Regions from separate parts of the Homo sapiens genome. Here region 2 is linked to region 1. Evidence: chromatin contacts called from ENCODE Hi-C or POLR2A ChIA-PET data. All regions are on one chromosome and are shown on one strand. Each heading gives the region's core, a stretch centred on a gene start or an enhancer-like site at or near the end of the contact. The rest is flanking DNA. Distances are from core to core; before and after follow the strand shown.

What was found. Hi-C counts contacts between places; a loop is a spot of excess contacts on that map. ChIA-PET counts read pairs that join two places held with the same protein, here RNA polymerase II (POLR2A). Pooled maps may share reads with other maps.
Region 2: a map of B cell shows a loop between it and region 1 (5-fold over the local background). The contact joins two enhancer-like sites. A Hi-C loop is called at or near these places in 2 of 168 maps with a recorded cell type or tissue (B cell and Caco-2), 10 of 37 single-sample maps with no recorded cell type and 4 of 50 pooled maps. POLR2A ChIA-PET finds 5 or more read pairs at or near these places in 7 of 52 experiments (B cell, GM12878, WTC11 and 3 more).

The regions. Positions count from the first base shown.
Region 1 is chr6:157,457,347-157,464,188 of GRCh38, reverse strand. The region is part of intron 1 of ZDHHC14 (zDHHC palmitoyltransferase 14); the gene reads right to left. Among named protein-coding and RNA genes, the nearest start is that of MIR3692, 68 kb to the left of the region's middle. RefSeq lists an enhancer at 2,478-2,537. Within about 2 kb of position 2,633, at least 9 of the 41 ENCODE cell types and tissues checked have a DNase peak (open chromatin) inside an H3K27ac peak, as active enhancers do; they include B cell, where a contact is called at or near this core.
Region 2 is chr6:157,610,971-157,617,812 of GRCh38, reverse strand. All of the region lies in intron 3 of ZDHHC14 (zDHHC palmitoyltransferase 14), which reads right to left. Among named protein-coding and RNA genes, the nearest start is that of MIR3692, 85 kb to the right of the region's middle. RefSeq lists enhancers at 783-1,282, 1,283-1,784. Within about 2 kb of position 4,477, at least 10 of the 41 ENCODE cell types and tissues checked have a DNase peak (open chromatin) inside an H3K27ac peak, as active enhancers do; they include B cell, where a contact is called at or near this core.

The sequences.
Region 1 (6,842 bases), core at 1,384-3,883:
TCTAAGGTTAAAGAAGGATTTTCAACATATACATGTAGTTGTCACGATTAAATACTTAAACATGGACTGAACTTCTATTACAGCTTATGTTTTTACCTTTGCTTACTACAACTTTTAAAAGTTTCATCATTAGTGTTAATTTATTTTATTTTATTTTATTTTTTGAGACAGAATCTTGCTCTGTCACCCAGGCTGGAGTGCCGTGATGCAATCTCAGCTCACTGCAACCTCCACCTCCTGGACTCAAGTGATTCTCATGCCTCAGCCTCCTGAGTAGCTGGGACTGCAGGCATGAGCCACAATGCCTGGCTAATTTTTGTATTTTTTGTAGAGATGGGGTTTCACCACATTGGCCAGGCTGGTCTCGAACTCCTGACCTCAGGTCATCCGCCTGCCTCAGCCACCCAAAGTGCTGGGATTACAGATGTGAACCACTGTGCCGGCTGGTGTTAATTTTCAGATCTGACTAATGAAAGGTAAAGCGGGGAGACATTGGGACGAAGTGCCAGCACCATCTGCTTAGCTTGAGAATTATTTTATATCTAAGAGTATATTATCCACAATAGCCATCTTAACCTGGCAAGACCTTCTTCAGGTGGGAATACTGGATGGAGCTGCTGTCTTACATTCCTTTCTGATGATTCTTCCTGTAGGCTCAGTCACTGTCAACCCCTCTGGTGAAGAGTTGGGGGTGATAGAGAGCACAGCACTGCTATGGATATACAAATGTATAGGGGCAGGGCTACACATTTTGGGGTGCTTTTAAGACCTCTGGAGGTCTTAAAATAATAATAATAGCTCATTAGAATAGGCAGGAAAAGAGAATGTGATTATTTTGCATAAATCTTCATTTATAGCAAGAGGGGAAAAAATAATGAATCTGGACTATTCAATTGTTTCTATTGAAAAACCAATTTCAATTGTTCTATGCCATGTTCCAAACACCGAAGAGACAACAGAAACAACAGGCTGTGACATTTCTATTTTCTTATGTTCTCAGGTCTTCATTTTCCAAACTAAGCATTTCCCATGGAAGGATCTCATTTCCAGCTGCCTCACGTGCATGTCTGAATAGCCAACAACTCGTGTAATAAACTTTCTATATAACATGCACCTACCTACTTGAACTCAGCCGACATAAGAATCTTTCTGGAAAAGAGACTGACTCCTAGCTACAATTATCTTTATGCACTTTTAGGAAATTTTATTGGTAATGAAACAGCAGTATTTTATTCTTGGTAATTCTGTGAGGGTCACAGTTAAACAATTAAACAGCATTAACCACCACTGTACTGTTCGACACAACATCCAGCCCCCTTAATGGGTAACTTCAGCTGAGTCTGCAGAGACAGCCATGAAAAAAGGCAGTGAAGGGCAGGAAGAGGCCCCCGCCAGGCCCTCCAGGGCTGGGGGGCACTGGGCTGGGCACTTCAAACAGAGAACCCTGGATTCTTTTCCCACTTTGTGAGGAGCCGATTTAAGGAGCAGACAGCTAAGGGAAGATTTATAAACACAATAATTTTTGTTTCTAAGAGTTATAATGCAAAGCAGGGATAGGCATTCTCCTCCAAAGAGGTTCTCAAAGAGATCCTCTGAAGCCAGAGAATACCACATTTCTTTGCCTAACCCAAAAGTCCTCGGAATCTTCATTTGTCAGCAGAAGCTCTGAAAACAAGGCACTGCACTACTTTTTTTGCCTAATGTGGTGGAAGACAGCCCCATGACAACAAAGAGAAAGAAAAATCGCTTTTCTTATAAGTCAGAACATAATGCAGGCTTATGGCTCGAGGTAACTTTGCTGTTGAAATCCTTGAAGGATCCACAAGGCACTCATCGCTCCAGTTAGTGTTCATCTTGTGGAAACCTACAGTGAATCTCACTAGAAAATATACTGGAAAAGAATAGAAAGGGTGAACAGGCATGTCCGTCAACTCTGAAACCCCAGAGCTAAGGAGACCACTTTGAACTGAAGGAGGCAGATTCAGGGTAAGTAAGAAAAAGAGCTAACTTTACACGATGGTGGAAAATTCATGACAACACAGAGGACACTGAAGAGGCTGAAACTATAAATAAGCTCAGAAACTATGTGAACTCACAGATCTATAGTGAGTTGTATTAAGGGAAATGAGGTTGTCTGATGCCCCCTGCAGAGCCCCCTCTGGTGCCACCGTCGCATGATAGACCAGGATCTGACCCAACAGGGGTTTAAAAAATTTTTTTACAAAGCATGAAGATGATCCTAAATTTGTGGCAGACCTTTAGTGTATGAGGATCTCAAGACCCAGAACCGCTGTGCCTCTAGTGGGGGCACGGTGCTCCGAGGCCAGTTTCCATGACTAATAAATCCTTCATTCTGCAAGCCGTGACTGTGGCAGTGCACCCAGCGGCTGGATGGGAAGTGCAGGAACTGGCGTCCCCCACAGGGTGGAGAGGGTATCACCACATTGCCACCTGCCCACCCTCTGCTGCCCAGCTCTGTTCTCCAACAGGCATCCTCTGCTTTTTATTTCCTATCTAGAAGGAGAATATGTCTGTCTATCAGGGTGGGGCGGAGGCTGCTAACTTCAAGACCCTAACCCAAGGTGTAGCTGCTGTTACAGAGATAACTAGGAACTCAGGGGCAGGACTAGGGAGGCTGCATTTCACTAATCCAAATGCCTTTGCCTCTGGGAATGACATGAGTGATGGGGCTGGGCCGTAACGGACTGTACACGTACAATGCGTTCAGGAAAGCAAAGTTCCAAAACCCACAGCAATCTGCCCTGCTTCCTTTGTCTTGCTCCAGCTGTATCCTGATGTCCTTTTAAAGCTATTTTTAGTAACAATATTTATTCAACCAAGAGGAACAAAAATTTACATCAAATGCATTCACAGAGGGGCACGAGACTTTGCCCACAGATGGCCTTTCAAAGGCATCTTTCCCCATGCCGACCCCTTCTCACCTTGTATCAGTGGTGGTTAGAAGCGTGAACTCCTGCCACAGTTTAGTCAAACTCAATGAGATACTGTTTACGGTGGTGGCCACCTGGGAATTTCCCAGGCCCCTGGAGGACGTGTGTTTTTCAGGTTCTAAAAACAAAAGTCCACAGCAATGACATCAGAGGCCCCGCTATGAATTGCATGTGCATTTTAACCAGGCCTTACTTTGCTGCTTGCTATGCCAATTGCTGTGGCTGCCAGTCAGGAAAAGGAAGCCTTCTCGAGCACATGCATGCTTTATGCATTGTCCTATACAGGAAAAAATAGATAAAGGGATGATCTGGGTGTCTCCTGTTGCCAACCCGTGCTAGCAGGGAGAAACACAACTGGGCCTAGGACCGTGTAAGAAGGCCCACATCGGCCTGCACCCCTGCATCTTCAGGGAAACCCTCCTCGCCTGCTGTCTCTAACCCATCCCCAGCCATAAGCAAACGGGGGATGTTTCCACACGGGGCCCAGTGTTAGTCACATTATTTCTGCCTCCATATAACTTAAGGGTACAACTAAGAACTGCAACTCTTGATTAAAATGACACACATTCCAGACTTCTGAGAAGCTTTCCTACAGAAGAATTCCTGCATGGCATATGGGAAATTGGATTTGAGGTCATCTAAATGATTCCTTTCCTACATGGAGAGTCTATTGTTTTATTACTCAGGCAGCGAGCTTCTTCAGAACTCCTTGTCATAGGAATTCAAGAATACCTATGTGGGTATCAACAGCACTCTTTGGAGAAGCAGACACAGAAAGATATGCACAACATAGGAATGACTCTTTTTTTTTTTTTTTTTTTTTTTTTTTTTTCCAGAGAGAGAGTGAGTCTGGCTCTGTTGCCCAGGCTGGAGTGCAGTGGTGTGATCATAGCTCACTGCAGTCTCAACTTCATGGGCTCAAGCAATCCTCCCACCTCAGCCTCCCAAGTAGCTGGGAGTACAGGTGCACACCGCCATGCTTGGCTAATTTTTTACATTTTGTTTTGTTTTGTTTTTTGTTTTTGTTTTTGTTTTAAGATGGAGTCTCACTCTGTTGCCCAGGCTGGAGTGCAGTGGCGCAATCTCGGCTCACTGCAACTTCTGCCTCCCGGGTTCAGGCGATTCTCCTGCCTCAGCCCCCCAAGTAGCTAGACCTGGCTATTTTTTTTTTTTTTTTTTTGTATTTTTAGTAGAGACAGGGTTTCACTATGTTGGCCAGGTTGGTCTCGAACTCCTGACCTCAAGTGATCCTCCTACCTCAGCCTCCCAAAGTGCTGGGATTACAGGCATGAGACACCACGCCCGGCCTAATTTTTCAATTTTTAGCAGGGACAGAGCTTTTGCTATGTTGCCCAGGCTGGTCTCAAACTCCTGGCCTCAAGTGATCCTCCTGTCTTGGCATCCTACAGTGCTGGGATTACAGGTGTGAGCCACCATGCCTGGCCAGATGACTTTTTAAAGGACATCACAGTTTGATGTTGACTGATCAACCCAGAGGAATGAAGTGGACACCTTGCTCATTAGCTGTCCCCCCATCTACCCCTGCACCCCACTTGGGGCGCACAGGCCACCCCACCACCTGCCAGGCTCACTGAGCTTACCCATTCTAGAGGCTCCCACCCTGAGGCTCTCTCTAGCTACCTCTGCTCCAAGCTCCCTGGAAACCCCAACTCTTCCCTTATCAGTTTACAGGCAGCATTCACCAGCGAGGGCCGCCCACACGTGTGCAAAGCTTGTTCACACTCCACTGTCACACAATACAAGGTGTCTTGTTCTTCTGTGACTCATACTGTCCCTCCAACAAAGTCTCCAAACTTCCAGCCACCACCACAGAAACAAGACGTTTGCCTCCCTCCTCACCCTATGGAAAACATTAACAGCTGGTGAAGAAGGGGATCTCTTATTTTGTTTCTAAGTCTTGCTGCCATCATCAAATGGTCACTTGGAGCTCTGTCATCTAGGCAGAACAGCAGGAGCTACACCTTCTACATTATGATGAACGTCAACAATTTGTTTTCCAGAATGTTCTTTCATCAACACTGCTGGAGAAATACCTTTATTCTGCATTTATCTACGATGTAATACAGATCAACACTACTCTGGTAAACAGTTAAGAACGGTGGTTCCTGGCCATTGCATGGATATATGTATAGAAACTATCTTGAGACCAGCCTGACCAACATGGAGAAACCCTGTCTCTACTAAAAATAAAAATACAAAATTACCCAGGCATGGTGGTGCATGCCTGTAATCTACTTGGGAGGCTGAGGCAGGAGAATAGCTTGAACCTGGGAGATGGAGTTTGCAGTGAGCCGAGATAATGCCACTGCACTCCAGCATGGGCAACAAGAGCGAAACTCCGTCTCAAAAAAAAAAAAAAAAAAAAAATCCACCCACATTTGCTAGTACCTGTATTTTACATCTTTTGGTTATTGAGGAAATACATAGTTATATCGTAAATTGAGTGATGCTTTTAATTGAGTTTATGTTTGATTAGTCACAACAGGATCTATATGCACTTGGAGAAGGCACTAGCACTCACATCTACACAAGATGCGCCACTCATTGTTTGCAGACCATGCCAGGTCCTTGATCCCTTGCAGGAGCCCCACAGCCCCCACCTGCCCCAGGCCAAGCCCCCGACACTGAGAACTCCTGTGGTCTATCCTCTTTTGCGATTTCTTTAAAACCAACATTTTAACTAGATAATCCCAAAAGAATTTTTTGAATTGACATTTTCAAGAGGGAAAAAAGCAAAATTATTTATTATTAATTTTTTCCTTTCATGCTACTCTTATATTCCTGTGATTATATCAAGCAATGTAACAGATACCAACAGAATAGATTTTCTACCATTTCATGTTGTCCGCCCATCCACAAACATTAAATAAAAACAGATACTAACGAACTGCAACACTCTCTGCTCTTGGGGACTATTAGGGTCTAATTAAAGCCCACAAGATCAATGCTACACCGAATGAAAAAAATCACCATGGGAACTATGAAGAGGAAAAAGATGTTTGTTAGCAATCACATAAAATTACCCCGAATAATCCTCCCTTCTTCTACCTACCCTGCTTCCGCAAAAACACTCCTCTAGGCATAAACATAAATAAATGTCAATAACCAGATTCTACACATACCGAGTGCAGAAAGAGGAGGCATATCCGCCTGAGAGTATGGGATGGAAAGTGGGGGGCAGGTAGTCTGCTATTTATTTATCTTTCCTGCAAAGCCAGTCTAAGCAGATATGCTCACGAGCCTTTTATGAGTTGGTTATCTTGGCATTGGTTTTTAATTTGTCCAAATTTGCTCCTCCTTGGCCCTGGGGCAGACACAACCCAGCCCCCCAGCTGTAAAACCTCAGCATGGCAGTTGAGGCTCAGTGGTCAGGGGACCGTCTCTCAATGCTGCATTTGGTTGAGGGCGCAAGTGGTAGAGGCCAGGCAGTGGCCAGTGGATGAGACCCACTCAGAAACAGTAAAACCAGGAACACAGAATCTATACAGGATCTACATGTCAGACCCCAAAGAGACCCCCGATGCCAAGGGCAATTTGGTCCCAGGCATAATTTTGGACATGAATATCACTGACTAATAGTTCACAGTAAAATCACATTTCCATCATTTCAGGATTATGAAAAAAGCAGTGGTATAATACTTAAATGATTGATAAATATTCCAGTGAATATTGTAACATCTTTACTTCATTTTTGTGTACTCCTACTTGCTGACAAAGGCAGAAAGTAAGAACAGTACAGGCTTTATTGTCCGTTTTAAAACATGATAGGATAGTTCTCCAGAATTCTTAGAGCAAATTTCCAGTTTCATACTCCAGTTCCAGGGAATGGCATTCCCAAATGATCACAAAACAGATTTTACAATACCAGCT
Region 2 (6,842 bases), core at 3,228-5,727, 150 kb before region 1:
GTCTAGAACCAGCTTCTGATGTCTGCCCACCGCCTTTTCCAGCTCCCCCACCCTCGTGACTCTTATGTTCTTTCATGTCCAGTTATTTAAGATCTTTTGAACCCTCAGTCAATTTATCCTCAAAATAAAAGATTTCAGAATAGAGTTGTCTCATGGGCATGTTATGCACAGAAAGCTAGCAATTCTCAGGCTCTTCAAAACCTTCTGACTACATGTATACATGGTGAGAAAGTTGTATTCCCAATTGGCATGCTTCTCCAAAGTAAATACGTTTCTGGGATCTTGTAGCAAAGAGTCCACATCGTCTGGGCACAGAGAGCTGTGTCTATGAGCAGGACCCAACGGCTTCATGGATTGATGCCAGTTCCCTTGAGAAGCCAACTGCGATGAGTCCAAGCAGAACCCATTTTTTAAAAAATTCAAAAAGAACGAGGACCCTCTGGAAAACTTCAGAGACATTTCATTTTTCTGAGTTGAAACTGAAGACGCAACCTCGTTACTATTATTGTTAAGATATAAGGCCATATATATCTGTGTTTCTTTCCTCAGGGAACCCTCAAGCAAAGAAATGCAAATATGTACCACCGTACTGTGTACTTTTCAAGGGTTTTTTCACATAATATCTCATCTGGTAATAAAAAGATATACATACTGCAGTGTCTCGTGACTGTCACTAATGCCTGTTATATGAGGTAAGAGGAACAGGTGTTCCCCTGTATATGCTCAGATTCACCTGGAGGGTTCTTTCCATGAGGCTGCCATTCATGCTTGTAATATTCACGATGGTGCTTGGCTTTCCGCCTCTAAAAGGTGAGTGATGGTCAGAAGACCCCTAGGGCATTCCTGCTCTGATGGTCCATAATCTGAGATCTGGGGGCCAAGGGAACCCCAGGGTCCAGCACTCCCCATCAGAGGTCCTTGTGGCTCAGTCTGGTTCTCTTGGGACAGTCCTGACCATCCCGATTTGCCTAACATGGAACAGAAGCAAAGTGACTCTCAGGTGTGCAGAAGGGGCGTTTGACACCCAGACATCATCTGTAGGGTCTCCCAACATTCTCATGGCACACTGTCCCTGCACCCGGACGTCTGATCCCCCCGAAGTATCTGTTCCTCCTGCCTCGTGTGTGGTTGGGATTTTAGGGCATACATCTGAGATTCCACAATCCCTCTGTCCCTTCAGTTCGAGGTCTGGTCTACGGTACACACTCAGGTCAGGGAGGGTGCACCTGGGAGTGGAGTGGCCTGGCAGCCTTTCCTGCTGGGCACAGGGCCGCTCGTCCTCTAGGGTGCCTGTGGGTTCTGTAGTGTCCAGCTCCAGCCTTGGGCCTGGCATCTCCCTGGGGTGAGCTGACCCCCTGGACACTTGTGGACCTAATTGTCCCACGGGCCCTCCCCTTCCGCAGGTCCCAAGCTCTGGTCATCAAGCTCCCTGCAATCTCTCCTCCTCACAAGCTGCCTCTTCTTTGCTAGTGGCATCCCCCATGGGGAACCCATTTATTTCATGCCCTCTGCCCCCTCATCCCTCACATCCAGGTGGTCAGCAGGAGGTGGTCATGGTCTCTCTGATCTCTCCTGTCTTGCTCCCCAGTGTCTGAAGGCCACTGCACTGTGCCGGCTCTTGTCCCCTCTTGCAGGAGCCGCTGTCACATCTTCCTGGACACCCCCCTTATGTGTCCCCCACACTGTTGCCAACAGGGCCTTCCAGTGCAAATGACATCTCAGGAGCCTCTTGCCTGAAGTCTCTGGGTGGTTCCTAATGCTGCTGGCGCCCCACTCTCCTGTCACTGGCTGCACCCCCAATGTGTCTGCAGAACCGAGTGCTCTGAGGTCTGGGTTTCCAAGCTGAGCTCCTTGGGTGCTGGGCAGGCCTCTGGCCCCCTCTCTCACCTCTTCTTCCTTCCCCTTGAACTATAGCAGTTAGACCTATGTCTGTTTTATATACTGAGTTTCCTCATTATTTTTCATTTTCTAAAATGGATCACTGCTTATAACAACCAAAACAAAACAAAACAAAACAAAACAAAAATGCAGTCAGCTAGTAAATGTGGCAAATGTTGACTGTAATTATTGTGAGCAGCTCTGAGTGAAGTTCCTAGGGTGCGATGCTGCCCCCTTATGAAACACCACATGATGGGCACTGCTGGCAGGATGTAGGACTCTACGGCAGAGGACTTGAACTTGGGTCCTGGCCTTTTGCCTAGTGATATGATGTGCACAGTTTCTGGGCCTCAGCAAGTCGGATATGCTATAAAAGGTTATTTCCAACTCAAATACTACGATTCCATAGCTAAATAAAACTTTTCAAGAACTGAAGTCAATTGTGTCTACACATTTCACACAATGAGGAAGTGCTGGCCAGCCCAGCAGCAGGAACTCTACAAATAAAGTATTTACGAGAACAGGGGCGCTTACAGACCCAGCCTAGGCCCAGAACAGGTTGGTGGCTCTAATGGCACTCAGAAATGACGAAGTACGACATCAATACCCCTGCCAGCAGACTTGGGTCCGCACAGACGTCTGGAGCTCTAAATACAGTGTGCTGTTTTTGTTTCTTGTTGTTCACATAAAGCTGCAAGCACTTCACTGAGTCACTGCAGTCCAGTCAGCAGGTCCTTAATTACTTTTCTCAACAAAGGCACTCAAAAGAACAGGCAAAGTTCTACCAGTTAGGACCGGCTATGGAATGTCGGGGGCCCGTGGCAAAATGAAAATTTGGGGCAGCTGCTTAAAAATCATTAAGAATTGGCCGGGCACAGTGGCTCATGCCTGTAATTCCAGCACTTTGGGAGGCGGAGGTGGGTGGATCCCCTGAGGTCAGGAGTTTGAGACGAGCTTGGTCAACATAGTGAAATCCCACCTACTAAAATTACAAAAATTAGCCAGGTGTGGTGGCGGGCACCTGTAATCCCAGCTAGCTGGGAGGCTGAGGCATGAGAATCGCTTGAACCTGGGAAGCAGAGGTTACAGTGAGCCAAGATTGCACCATTGCACTCCAGCGTGGGTGACACAGTGAGACTCTGTCTCAAAAAAAAAACAAAAAAAAAACATGAAGAGTTTCAAGCTGGAGAGAGCAGAACACGAAGTCCATCTGGGGCCCCGTGTGAGGAAGCAGGTCACACACTGGTGACCCCGGCCCTGCTAACTGCCATAGTGTTACGGCCTGGGAATGTGATTTTCCCATTTGTGGCAGATCGATGTCTAGCGATTCCATGGGGTTTTCTGAGAGGATTTATAGAGAGTTTTTCTAAGAACATCACACAGTGAGGAAGTTGTGATTTCCTCGGAGTTAAGGCCTAGTCAACAGCCCCTTCTCTATGGAGAGCCTTGGGGCTTTTCTTCCCCTTGAACTACAGCAGTTAGACCTATGTCTGTTTTATATATTGAGTTTCCTCATTACTTTTCATTTTCTAAAATGGATCACTGCTTACATCAACCAAAAAAAAAAAAAAATCAGTCAGCTAGTAAATGTGGTAAAGTTGACTGTAAATCAGTCAGCTAGTAAATGTGGTAAAGTTGACTGTAATTTTTGTGAGCAGCTGTGAGTGAAGTTCCTGGAGGTGGGGCTGCTCCCTTATGAAACACCACACAGTGGGGCACTGTTGATGGGATGTAGGACTCTATGGCACAGGACTTGAACTTGGGTCCTGGCCTTTTGCACTCCCCGCCCCCCCATCCCCCCTACCAAGAGCTGCGGTGTCTTCACCCAGGTGCACCAGCCAGCGGTGGGGGGGCTTGCCAAGAGCTGCCATTTTCTAGCCTGGGCGAGGCTGACTGGGTGAAGGTGTGATGGGAACAAGTTTACCAAGGAAGAAGGATATAATATCAGGGAGACCACGAGAGGAAGAGTCAGCAAACACTAAAACTGTCAGCCCTTTCAATACTATTTTCCAAGAGTATCAGAAACTGTTTATAGCCTCCAGGGCAACCGTTCTTAGACTTTTTTTTTCATTCCTTACTGGTTTAAAACTCTGATGACAGCTATGGATCCCTTCACTCTCGTGCACTCACACATTTTAGGTACAATTTCCCGAAGCCTATTCCTAGGCCCCAGGTTAAGAATGGATGACCTATCAGGTTAGTTCACAGAAACTGAAATAACTTATTTCAGATGATGAGATGGATGGGCTGCCTACTGCTCCAACAAGGCTGCTTGAAATGATTTATTTCAACCAGAATTTAAAACTGAGCTGTTCTAAGAAGGCAGGCCAACAGGTGCCTATCGTGTGGCATGCTAAATGTGCCATCCCCAGGGTCCCGGAGGTATACAACCTAAAATCCCAGCCCCAGGCAGGCTGACACCCTGGGCTAACCCCGGCATAAGTCAATGGAATCCTTGGCCTACTCAGAAGGAGCTACTCTAATTACGCTTTATTCCAGGATTTCTTAAACTAAGGGTTGTGATCAAATAGTGAGTCATGAAATTGATTTAGCTGGTCATGACCAGCACTAAAAACAAACAATAAAATAGAAAGTATCAAGGCATCTTCTGTTGAGAAAGGCAAGCACTGTTTCATGCCTTTTATGTGCATCTCTGTGCACTGGATCCCAGTAGAAAATGTATTTCCTACTGTGAGTTGCTGTAAAACACAAAAAGTTTGAAAGCTACTGTTTTATTCGAATTTGTAGGAGGCACACGTGAGGCCCTCCGATATCTGTTGAGTAGATAAATACACGTGTAGGTTGCGTCAGTCACAGACCTAAAGACACCATGAGTCATTTTCAGTGATGGCATTTCCACCCTCCCAGAACTGTGCAAGGATTACTAGCTCTTGATCAGACTTAATTTTTTTTAAATGATCATTTCTCTTGGAGTCTGACATTTTAAAATTTGTGCTTCTGGTAGGTTTGAGGGTGAAGGATATGGGTTTCATTTAGTTTAGATTGGGTGCCCGAGGCTTTTTTTTTCCCCCCAGTTGAGAACACTAACCTCATCATAGGGCCAAAAAAGCAATATACTTTTTTTTTTTTTCTCTAAGAGAGAAGACTACGATGGAGACATGAAGGTAGATACAGCAAGAGGAGCATCAAATTCTCTTTTTCTTCTTCCCTCCCTTCTCTCCTTCAGTAAATACTAACTGAGCAGCTGCATGCCAGTCAAGGAGTTGGCTGCTGGGAATACAGTAAGGGAAACTGACACAGGCCTGGCCTCTTGAAGCTTACCCAACTGTGGGCAGAGACATCGGCCACTCGAGTCCACACATCCCCAGTGTATACCATGACAACCCTGGTCAGAGCTATGAAGGAAGCATACAGAAAGCTATGGGAAGTGTGTGCAGTGGCAGGCTTCCCTGAGGAGCCCACGCCTGAACATCTCCCTGAAAGATGAGCAGGAATTAACAGAGAGGAACCAGAGGAGACCTCGGGGCTGGAGCCCAGGTGGCATGCAGGACTACGGTGCAAGCCGAGAGAGGTGGGTCTTGTATACTAGGTTAAGGATTTTGGCCTCCTTCCCATAGTGATGAGATTCTGTTTGGAAACGGTCACTCTGATGTCAGCATAGAGGCTGGATTAGATGAGGAGCAGAGTGGATGGTGGGTGTCCTCCGAGAGACCTTTGCACAGTTAAAGTGAGAGATGATGGCGGCTTGCAGCTGGCCGAGGCAGTGCACAGAAGGAAAGGGATGAAGTGGTTTAAGCTGGGATCCACCTAGTAAGCAAACTGTACAGAGCCTGGTGATGGATTAGGTGAGCAGGGTGTGGCAGAGAAAGGAGTCGGTAGGACCCTCACGTCTGTGTAGCCTGTGAATGGGGCTGGCCCTCAGCAAGGTGGGGGGTCACTGGGGAAAGATGATTTGGGGTGCTTTTATCTCCCCAAGTGGACATGTCCAGCGGGAAGCTGCATATGCATGTCTGGAGCTCTGAGGAGAGGTCTGAGCTAGAGACATAAGCCTGGCAGAAAGAGAGACTCCGGAAGGCAAAAGGAGCAAGACACAGGTATAAACACACACTCGTCAGAGCCACAAAGCCAAGAACCACACACACACAAAAGGGACGGAGCCGGTCAAAAAGATGCACAAACAGGGAAAGTCAGATGAACAGAGACAGACTTTCATGAAGCAATCGCTTGTGGCTTTTCTGGGTATGGAAGAAATATATTTTTCAAGCTAAGTTGCAGTTTGACAATTCCAGGCAGAAATAAGGTGAGCACTTGGCCAGAGTCCACCCTCCCTTGCTGGATCGTCTCCAACCTGCAGGCACACATCTACCTTTGCCTTGGAAGAAGGTCTCTTTGCACTGGGCACTGACACTGCAGTTGAGTATCACTGACAAAGCCAGAACAGGATGAAAATGTGCCCGGGAGGCCCCAGAAATTCTGTTGTTGAAGCTTTCCTATTGGCCAGGGATGCTCTCTCCAAAAAACTGTATTAGACATGTAATCTCACTCTTTTGTCATAAACAGTTTCTAAATAAATGCACAGAATAAAAAAGACGTGATACCTTAAAAAATTTACGTTAGACGCATTATTTTACATCAGAATCCTCTATCAAAGCACTTTTTAAAAGTACACATATTGGCCAGGCGCGGGGGCTCATGACTGTAATCCCAGCACTTTGGGAGGCCGAGGTGGGCAGATCACCTGAGGTCAGGAGTTTGAGACCAACCTGGCCAATATGGTGAAACCCTGTCTCTACTAAAAATACAAAAATTAGCTGGGCATGGTGGCGCGTGCCTATAGCCCCAGCTACTCGGGGAGGCTGAGGCAGAAGGATGGCTTGAACCCGGGAGGTGGAGATTGCATCACAGCACTCCAGCAGACAGAGCAGGACCCTGTCTCAAAAAACAAAACAAAAACAAAAACAAACAAAAATGTGCATTTATTCATGGCTCCCAGTCTTACACGA